2 separate regions of the Mus musculus genome follow, and region 1 is linked to region 2. The links are chromatin loops, found by intact Hi-C in ENCODE. Cell type or tissue: left cerebral cortex. All regions are shown on one strand. Each heading gives the region's core, and the rest is flanking DNA. Links, peaks and the distances in the headings are about the cores only. Region 1 overlaps Ptprd (protein tyrosine phosphatase, receptor type, D). Region 2 overlaps Ptprd (protein tyrosine phosphatase, receptor type, D).

The links. Peaks named below come from ENCODE experiments on the same cell type or tissue, not always from the same donor. Only the 100,000 strongest peaks of a DNase experiment are listed, where the experiment ranks them.
Region 1: a loop joins it to region 2, with 2.9 times the contacts of the local background. A loop is called at or near these places in 5 of 42 quality-filtered maps.

What each region holds. Positions count from the first base shown.
Region 1 is chr4:77,396,708-77,402,097 of GRCm38, reverse strand. All of the region lies in intron 4 of Ptprd (protein tyrosine phosphatase, receptor type, D), which reads left to right. Among named protein-coding and RNA genes, the nearest start is that of Gm38646, 89 kb to the right of the region's middle. In left cerebral cortex, for the core only: a CTCF peak has its summit at 2,733 (motif pointing right); a DNase peak (open chromatin) is centred at 2,774.
Region 2 is chr4:77,080,644-77,086,033 of GRCm38, reverse strand. All of the region lies in intron 7 of Ptprd (protein tyrosine phosphatase, receptor type, D), which reads left to right. Among named protein-coding and RNA genes, the nearest start is that of Gm38646, 230 kb to the left of the region's middle. In left cerebral cortex, for the core only: a CTCF peak has its summit at 2,660 (motif pointing left); a DNase peak (open chromatin) is centred at 2,664.

The DNA of each region.
Region 1 (5,390 bases), core at 333-5,332, 320 kb before region 2:
TTGGTTAACACTGCCATTGACCTGCCAAGTTACATGTAACAGCTAATGATGCCAATTCAAGTTTCTATACTTGGAAGATAACATATGGGAGGCAACATATCACTGTAAAACTGAATCTGTGTGCATCTGCAGTAGTGAGAACAAACATGTACATTTATGCATGACATTTTATGTCACAAACTTTATGCTCAAGAACCATGTAGTTGAATTGCCACTAAAGCAACAACAACAACAACAACAAAAAATCACAATAAACTTACCCATACTGTTTTAAGTTTACAGCATTTTGTCAGGCTGCATTCATAGATCTGTTGGCCTGCATCCTGCAAGCTGTGGGTTGGATATTCCTGTAGACCAAAACTTGGTATTCATCCCTTGTGGTAAATGGTGATGGCTTGCACAGTGTGATCAAATTTGCAGCTCTATAACTTGCCTCCTTACAACTGGGTGTGTTAGCACATGGGTGAGAAGGGGAAATTCCTGCTACTTTTTCTATAATGACAATGACATGTCCTATACTGGGATATTGTATAAATCACATAAGTAGATAATATTGTTTCAAACTAAATATGGGACTGAAACATCAGCACAATTATATCTCCAAGAACATTTGGACTCTCCACAATCTGTGAAAGACTTAGAAAGATAGTAACATAGTTTAGACACTTTACCATTTTTCTGTAAATATGAGCTTGTTCTATAGACACGTATAAGTTTTAGATCTGCTCAGTGTTTCTCCCAACATCTTTGTAGTGTCAGTGGAGCCATTGAGGCTAACGGCTGCCTCCACTTCCTTTTTATTCAGACCAAAAATGCCTATAGTTGACAGTGTTGCAACATCTAAACTGTTATCATTACTTTTAAGGCTGCTTTCTCTCTAATTTGTTTTCATTAGCACTGAGGATAAAATGACCTTTGTGGACTACTATCCAATTCTAATGAAGTTTACCTAAGTAAGTGAGAATGAATGGTGGAGACAAGCTCGAATGTTGTATTTGAATACAACAATACACTTATTTGAATCCGGTCACCATATTTGGCTTCCAAACCTCTTAGTTGTATTACCTATAAAATGAGGAAATACAGATGTTTGTTTTGATGATTAGATAATTTAAGCATCCTGGTGTTGGTATCTCAATGAGAGTTCCCTATCTGAATCATAGGAACATGACGGAGAAGAGAGAATGGACTGTGTGATAAGAGGGTAAAAAGGGTAGTCCCTTAGTCATGTATTCCTCTTCATTAGGCCCCACTCCTTAAAGTTTCTGATACCTCAAAAATGCAACATTATAGATCTCTTTTTCTATACTTTATACTTGTACACTTTTGAGGGATACACTGAATCTATTGGCAAAATGATAACAGGAATTTCAGTTGATTCCAGTTTAGTAAACATCTAGTCTCCTTCTGGAGACTGTTGCACGATGCACACAAACCTACACTCTTCCAGCTCTTAAGAGGTCATCCATGTACCCACAGTAAGTGGGCCAATTTTGCCATTTAAACTTGGCATATGCTTTCGGAGGTGTTGATTATTCAAAATACCTGTTTGTCCAAGTCTATTAAGCTCAAAAACTACATTTTAATGGCCCCTTATATCTAAGCCATGTTAATATGGCAAATGCTTCAGACCTACTTACAAACACCATTAAATTTCACCACTAATTACTAATAATAGGAATGAAATTAGCACCTGTCTCAACTGCTTTCCATTTTAGATTGCACTTAATAAATAGTTAAGAAAATCCTCTGTTGCTAAACATTTACTGAGTCCATTTGCATTCTGATTCTCAATGAGCTATTATGATTTATAACACTGTATAATCATTGAAGGACAATTGCATAGGGCTTGATGCCATTGAATGTATTTCTGCATTTGAACTTAAACCAATGTATATATCTCACATTTTACAATCAGTTTGTATTGAAAGATATCAATTTATTTAATGTAGGGATTGTTCTGCTTTGTCTCTAGCATGCTGGGAGGAGAATATCAGTGAAGTAAAGGGATGTTTTCAAGCAGAACATCATTAGATTACAGTGGCATGAAAAACAGGGAAGACTTAATGACACTTTGAAATGATAACCTCCTTCTGGATACACTTGCTTTGTGAAATTTGGATCTATCTATGCTACCTCTAGAAATGCTTGTAGAATTTTAAAAAGTACATAAGCTGGTAAAATGGTAAGTAGCTCAGTGTGGTTTGTAGCAGAATTCAATAACATACTAGTGTTAGTAGAGATGTGGTTTCGGGAGCTTCCCATCTCTTGAGAATATAGTTACCATCTTGCTGCTTCACTGAAAAGGTATGAGAAAAATTATGTATAAAGCAGTATGATAGAAAAATGCTAGGAAATCTTCCACTGTGCTCCAGTTTAACTAACCATGGGATACAAAGCATTTTTCTGTATCTTGACCCATTTCCATTATGTAGATATATAGTCATCTGCTTTGGGATTCAAATCTGCTGAGGGCTAGATTTGGTGCAACTAATTACAAACAGTTATCTATTAGGAGATATATATTAAAATACTTCAAAATGCATCACAATGTATATTTTAAAGTTTGTAATAAAGAAGAAGAAGAAGGAGGAGGAGGAGGAGGAAGAGGAGGACGAGGACGAAGAGAAGGAGAAGGAGAAAAAGAAGGAGAAGGAAAACCAAAAACAAAAACAAAAAGTAAAACAAAAAGGAAAAAAGAAATAGAAAAAGAAAGAAACCTTTTGAGATAGCCAGGAGGTGGCAGCATGGCAGTAATGTAGAAAACAGAGACTTCTAACTTCCAGTAAATGAAAATCAGTTTCTTCATTGGAAATATATCGGATTCGCAAGCATACAGTTTTCTCCTTAAAGGAAACACAGTTAAGAGACTGTCAGTAAGATCTAAATGACAGCTTGACCAGAGCAGAATTGCAAAGATATGAAATTGGGCTCTTTTCTCCAAATAATGTGGAGGAAAGATGAAAGGAATAGAGGATGGCAGACGGTAGGCCTCTTAACATGCTTCTTTCTGACCGCTTTAAATAAGCTTGATGAAACCCATTAGAGAATCTTTTAAAATTCCAGAGAAGATGAGCCCTGGTATTGAAATAACCAATTAATTCCATCTAGGCCATTAGGAAAGAATTAAAGGTCATTATTGTAATTGCACAGGTTCAAAACAAACTCCTCACATTTATCATCTTTAAAGTCCATTTGGGCTTTAAAAAAAAAAGCACAAAGCCTATGATTCTATGATCTTATGCATCTCACATAGAAGAAACATATGCATGATTCTATGATCTTATGAATCTCACATAGAAGAACATGTACACTTTGCAAGAAATCTAGTCTACTCGGTTTATTTGTGACCTCGATCCAAAGCTATCACAATTAACTACAGGTATTTTCATAACAGAAAAGTAAAGACTTTAAATCTCAAATTAGAATCTACATGTCTCTGGGAAATTATAGTGTTAATAAATGTACACGGAAAGAAAAAAGAAAAAGAAAAACAATCCCCCCAAAATCTGTAGTAAGATTTTATAGTAGCAATTCTGTAGAGCATTTTGTAACACAGTTTATTGTTTAAAAGAAAAAAGACAAAACAAAACAAAACAAAACAAAAAACAAAAAAAATTAAAAGAAAAATATCTGGCACATTTAGGAGCAGTTCTCCTTCTCCTTTTCCTTTTCAAATTCATGGTGTTCAATAAACCCTAATTTTCCTTGGAATTAAGTGATCTATTGAGAATGAAGGAGGTGTCTCTTCTAAGCAAGGGTTGTTCACATGTAGGAAAAATTATTGGTTTACTTGATGTTCTTCTAAATTTCTTTTTTTAATTGGATATTTTATTTATTTACATTTCAAATGTTATCCCATTTCCAGGTTTCCCCTCAGGAAACCCCCTATCTCATCATCCCTCTCCCTCCTCCTGTGAGATTGCTCCCACAACTGCCAACCAACTCCTGCTCTTTGTCCTGGCATTCCCGTACATAGGGGCATCAAGCCTTCCCAGGATCAAGGGCCTCTCGTCTTATTGATGTCCCACAAGGCCATCCTCTGCTACATATTTGGCCAGAGCCATGGGTCCTTCTAAAATTCATTCATCACATAACGCAATGATTACAAACATTCTAGGCCAAACTGAAACACATAGAGCATTTGAAAAAATTTATTCATTATACAGTTATAGGAAAATAACAGGAGATAGATCCTAATTGGATAGACAAATCATTTATGTGATTTCTACATAGTCCTAATATCTAACAAAATGATATACATAATCACATTACTTTCCTATTGTAAATTTAATAGTTGATCAAAATTACATATAGTAAACTAGAATGAATTTATAGAATGAAAAACTCCAAAGTTGGTATCTTCAGATAATAGCAGAATAAATAATACACAATCCTAGAGAGAAAGTCATTAATGACAGGCAGCCTGGGGAGATGATTCAAGCCCCTATTGCCCTGTAGTGTGCAGCAAAGGCTCTGTTTGCTTTGAGCAAAAACAAACCATGCCCTACAAAACAGAATCGCAGCCTCATGGACACGCAAAAGTTGAAGAAGACTCTATGGTTTGGTGTGGACAGGTTCTTGTTTAGCTTCATTAGACTCGATGAGCATGTGTGTCCAGTACACTTCAAAGCTTGGTTAGAAGAGATACAACTGTTTTCCTGTGTGTGTACAGGTGCGCATTCTCTTCGGTGCATCTGACCTTTGTTTTGTATGATTTCTTTTCACACTGGGGATAAGTATTGGCCCTTCAATGTTGACACACATTTTCTTGTCAAAGAGAAAAAAGGTTGCCACAAAAAGTCTAAACAACACAGACTAGTCAGATTAGAGGATAAATATGGATAAAATTGAGGAGATAATGTTCCAACTGGTAGTAAGAACACATGCTCCACTATGTTCATAGCAGCATTATTTATAATAGCCAGAAGCTGGAAAGAACCCAGATGTCCCTCAACAGAGGAATGGATACAGAAAATGTGGTACATTTACACAATGGAGTACTACACAGCTATTAAAAACAATGAATTTATGAAATTCCTGGGCAAATGGATGGATCTGGAGGGTATCATCCTGAGTGCGGTAACCCAATCACAAAAGAACTCACATGGTATGCACTCACTGATAAGTGGATATTAGCCCAGAAACTTAAAATACCCAAGATACAATTTGCAAAACACATGAAAATCAAGAAGACCAAAGTGTTGATACTTCTTTCTTCCTTCGAATGGGGAACAAAAAAACCCATGGAGGGAGTTACAGAGACAAATTTTGAAGCTGAGACAGAAGGAAGGACTATCCAGAGAAAACTGTACCTGGGGATCCATCCCATTATCAGCCATCAAACGCAGACAATATTGCATATGCCAGAAAGATTTTGCTGACAGGAC
Region 2 (5,390 bases), core at 198-5,197:
CAGGGGGGGTAGGAGGAGATGGGGGTTTTCAGAGGGGAGACCAGGAAAGAGGACAGCATTTGAAATGTAAATAAAGTAAATAAAAAATCTAATTAATCATATGTTGTAAATTCATGGAGCTTTGGAAATTGAATGGACTGCTAGACTCACAAAACTAATTAAATCTTGTGGAAGTGGAGATAATACTATCCCATTGCTTCAAAATGGAGAACCAAGTGGTAGGCAACAGATCTTAATGCTCAGGCTTATGCTTCCATGCAAGAGAAACATCGTTGAACATTCCTAGAAAATGCATAAAGTGGAAACTAAAAGTATTTGCAACCTCTTTCCAATTATGAATTTTCATACATGTATACCTATGGTAAAACACAATTCATATATTAGACATAAAAGGTAAACCACAACAGTAATAAAATGCATTAATGATCACAATATACTGTCATAAAACTTACACGAATGTTCTAATTTTCTCCATTGTTTGTGCTTTCATTCAACGGAAGCACTTTGTGTCTTCAGCATCTCTGAAATTCCTGCCCTACTGCCTTTCACTTGGAGTCCAAACAAGGGCTGTGTGCTTCCAAGCTCTAAAGTACGAAAAGATTTAATCGTATGTGTAAGACAGCTGATAAATGACTGGCCCACATGTAGTGTATACTGCTCAGAAATTCAGGAAAAATGGATCACTGGCATCCCAGTGTGGCAAAAAAGGATGACACAACATTTTATCACACTCCAAAGAATTCACAGTTTAAAAACATAAATGTTTATTTCTGGTGCCTTCCATTTAACATCATCAGACTTGTGGACATCTATAGATAATAATCACCACAGCAAGTAGAATTGTGGGAAATTTTGACCCTGTACCTTTGGTATACAATACCAAAGTAAAGGGTCCAATTGTGACCAAGGGATTTTTGGTATGCACGTGTGTAGTACTGTGCTACCAACATCACATTGCACTGTGATGAACTTTTCTGAAGAGTAATAAAAGTTGCTTGTGTCATTAATACACTAATCCACAGAGAACTGTGTCCACTCCTTTATGCTTGAGAGACATAACAAGAAGCAACTTTTCATAGCATAGAGTATAGTAGAGTTGAATGCACAATTGACTTAATACTGAGAGACATAGTCTTCAAATAGCAGGGTAGGCATTGTGAATGCCATCCTGTTTCCATTTCCTCTGTAGAGTAAAGGTTGTAACAAATATGAATAAACCCAACCTGTAAACTATGAAAACCTACCCCCGAGGTCCATGTTGGTAACACCATATAACGGTAAAATGTCTCCTAGAAAAGGACCTTTAAAATTGCTCAAAAAGTATTTAATCATAAAATACTATTTCAGCAAAGACTAATTTCAATTCACAGAAAACTATGTATTTCAGATAAATATTCTAACTGTATTGTATTTACGTGACAAATAGTGAACCTTACTCCAGATTCCTCCAAAGTCATTTAATTTGACCATAAAGGGGACTCAAAGTATCAGTCATTATGTTTTGTCATCAACAGACTATGCCCTACACATCCTACAAAATGATGTCTGAAAAAAATCTCTGTACACACTGTAAAGAACAAGGCTACATTAAGCCCAAAGTGTGAAATAGTGTCACTAAGATGGGTTATTTTAATTATCATGTTTGTACTATATAAATAGTTATTTCAGAAACCATGATAAAAATGTTCCATCATGTTTCAATAATAGTAAACATTTTCATGTCTATCGTAAGACAAACAACACAGTTACATTTTGGCTACACAATATAGACATTCTTTCATCTGTTTTTATCCTATATGCTATGTAGTAAAATAGCAAATGTTTTGAACAATAGATGTTTTTCTATATTAATACAATTATATTACCTTTTCCTTTTTCCAATTATATTTTCCTTTTTATTTATTATTTATTCTTCTTTCCTAAAATACATGCCAATGTCAGCCTCTCTGTTTCCACTCCTCCCTTTTCCTCTCCCACTGATCCACTGCTTCTCTCTTTCTCTTCAGAAAAGAGCAGACCTCTCAGTGATATAAAAAATATATGGCATAACAAATGATAGTAAGACTAGGCACAATCCCTCATTTCCAGGCTAGATGAGGCAACTGAATATGAAAAGGGTCCCAAGAACAGGCAAAGGAATCAAAGATACCCACACTCTTACTGTTAGGAGCTCCACAAAATCCCCAAGCTAAGTAACCACAGGATGTATGCAGAGAACCTAGCACAGACCCATGCATGCCTTGTGCTTACTGCTTCAGTTTCTATGAGCCATGCTTAGTTGATTCTGTGGGCCATGTTCTCCTCACGTCCCCGACCCTTGCTCCCTCAATGTTTCCTCTCCCATGGGGCACCCCAAGCTTCGCCTAATGTTTGGGTGTGGGCCTCCTGAACTGCTTCCATCAGCTGCCAGAGGAAACCTCTCTGGTGTCAACTGGGCGAGGCACAGAAATATGCATATAGAAATAAAAATATCATTTCATTGACTTTTCTCCTCCTCCTCCTCCTCCTCCTCCTCCTCCTCCTCCTCCTCCTCCTCCTCCTCCTCCTCCTCCTCCTCCTCCTCCTCCTTGTCTTGTAACTCACATCAGATTCTGCCCTAGGTTTCTGAGCCATCTAGCTTTAGGTTTCTTGCTATTCAGTGTTAGGCATGGGCTCCCTCTTGTGGCTGGGGCCCCAAGTTAGACTGATCATTGGTTGGTCACTCCAACAAGCTCTGATCCTCCATTGCCCCAGCACATTTTACAGACAGAATAGGTGTGGGAGGTTTCCTGGCTGAATTGATGTCCCAGAGCCTTCACTGGTTAAAGAAGACCAGTTCGAATTCCAAATCCTCAATTACTCGGGGTCCTCGCTAGGGTTACTCTCATAATTTCCAGGATGTTTCCACTGCATTAGGTTTCCACATGGCCCCTTAACACCCCTTATTCCAGGCTTCTCCCTCTCCCTCTCCCTCTCCCTCTCCCTCTCCCTCTCCCTCTCCCTCCCCCTCCCCCCCCTCCCCCTCCCCCTCCCCCTCCCCCTCTCTCCCTCTCTCCTTTCTTTTCATCCCTGCCTTCCCAACCTTGTCCTGGTCCCTCCTGTTTTCATCCATACTTGTTTGCAGTCCACCTACAAAGTCTCTTCAATTTTTCCTTCCTAGAGAGATCTAGGTGCCCCCTAGAGCTCTCCTTCTTAATTTTCTTGTCTGGGTCTGTGGATTATTGTGTGATTTCCCTTTAATCAACAGCTAATTTCCTCTTATAAGTGAGGACATTTCTAGTTGGTCTTCTGAATATGGGTTGCCTTGCTCAGGAAGATTTTTTTTCTAGTTCATTTATTTGCCTGCAGATTTCATGATGCCATTTTTTCCTAGCAGCTGAGTAATATACTCTTGTGTCAATATATCACATTTTCTGCATCCATTCTTTGATATTATTGTATCTTTTTAAAAATTACTATAATTTAAACTATACCTCACCTTCACTTGAGCTATTACCTACAAAATTTCAAATCCCACTTCATTTTGAGGTTATTTCATGATAACTGTCTGTTTGTTTTTGAATTTCATGAGCTAAGTTTTTAACATATTCACAACCATCCCCAACTCCTTCCACATGTGCCAACCCACCCTTAGCTGCCAGTTTTGTTCTCTTTTTGTTGTGTTTTTTTTCCTTTGTCTTGTTTTAGTTTTTCATGCATCAAGTCTAATTTCTACTGCCCTTATATTCTTAATGTGAGGCTTTCATCTAGAGCAGTAGACTTACCAGAGCCAACACTCTTACAAAAAACTCCCTATTCTCTGAGCAGCTATCAATTTTCAATAAAACTCCTTAGCTAGAAGATAGGGCTTTGTGTCCACCTTTCCTCTCTGTGCCAGGATGTGCCCTGGCTAGGGTTTGCACAGATCTTACGCAGGTTGTCATTAATTCTGTGAGTTCATATGTGCAGTTGTCTTGCAGTGTCTAGATGATACAGTTTCCTTACAGTCATGCACCACTTCTGGGTTGTACAGTCTTTTTACCCCTCATCCTTAATGGTTTCTGAGCCTTGGAAAGCCTATAGTATAAACAGAGAGCCACCTAATATGTGCACAATCAAAGCATCACACTATCAAGTATAATAAAAAGAAACCCTCTTGATAGCAACTGTGCCCGTAAAAAATCGACAAGAAAATATATAGTTTGTTAAGAGAAGATGTCATACTAATTTTTTCACTAGAGTCACAGATAACTGGAAAGGCACAATCGTTAGTGTAAAAAGGAACCACAGTCTTACAGATGTTAGTTGTTTCACATGTAGTTCATAGAAGTAATGAATTTCCAACTAAAATCTCAAACTTGGTTTCATAAACATAGAAACTTTTCCTAAGACCTAATAGCACACATAAGAAAGTAAAATGTTTGTTCGTTGAAAATGGATCTACATTTTCCTCCATTCAGTTGTTAATCTGTTATATGTATTACAGTACTAGCACAAGGAAAGGTGAATTTCTCTTGACATTTTGAATAATTGACATGTGCAAGTTTCTGTAATATGTATGTTAGATACATCTGTAAAGGAAAAGCAGGTAATATATTGACTTTACAAAGCTGAGTGTCAGTGTGACGGTTCAACAAGTAAAGGAGACTGGAATATGAGCTTGGTGACCTAGCACTGAGCACCATAATTTGAAACTGTGGGAACCAACCCAATTCTGAAAGTCATCTTCTGGCTTCTGCATATGTGCTAGGAGCACATGCCCACACTCACATAAATGCAACATACCCCACTACTCACACACATTACAAAGATGCAACAGAAAATTTCAGAGAAATGCAAAGTAGGCAATTAAGGGCTCATAGGCATTTCACTAGGTAGTGTATTTCAGGAAATCTCTAACTCAGAGAAAGCCCTCTAGAAGGAAAATATATAGCCTAGGATCTGAAGACCAAAATTATTTAAATGAATGTGGATTCTAATGATAAATAGTCCATTGACAGATGAAGAAATACTCATGAAACCTGTAAGAGGTATGCCTAAAATTAAAAATATGAACAAGAAGGAAAGTGGCAAAGGGGATGAAGAAGGTATAGATAGAAATGCTGGGGGTGTAAGGGTCTGCACTGAGCCTCCAGTAGAGGGAAGGCAGAAAGAGGTCACAGCCAGCAGCACCAAGAACAGGAAGGACTGGTGTGCAGCGTGCCCACTGGGAGCAGAAAGGAAAGAGAAAACTGATTTTCCTAAAAAGAAAAGTTTTGTCAATGAAGGGGATTGTTTTAAAAGAGGGGAGAAAACTGAGAATAAATTAATATGATTTCAAAAATTTTTGAATTATTTGTTTTTATGTGTAAGAATGCTTCTCTGCATGTATGCATGTGTACTATGTGCCTGCCTGCTGCCCTTGGAGGTCAGAAGAGGGTATTGGATGCCCT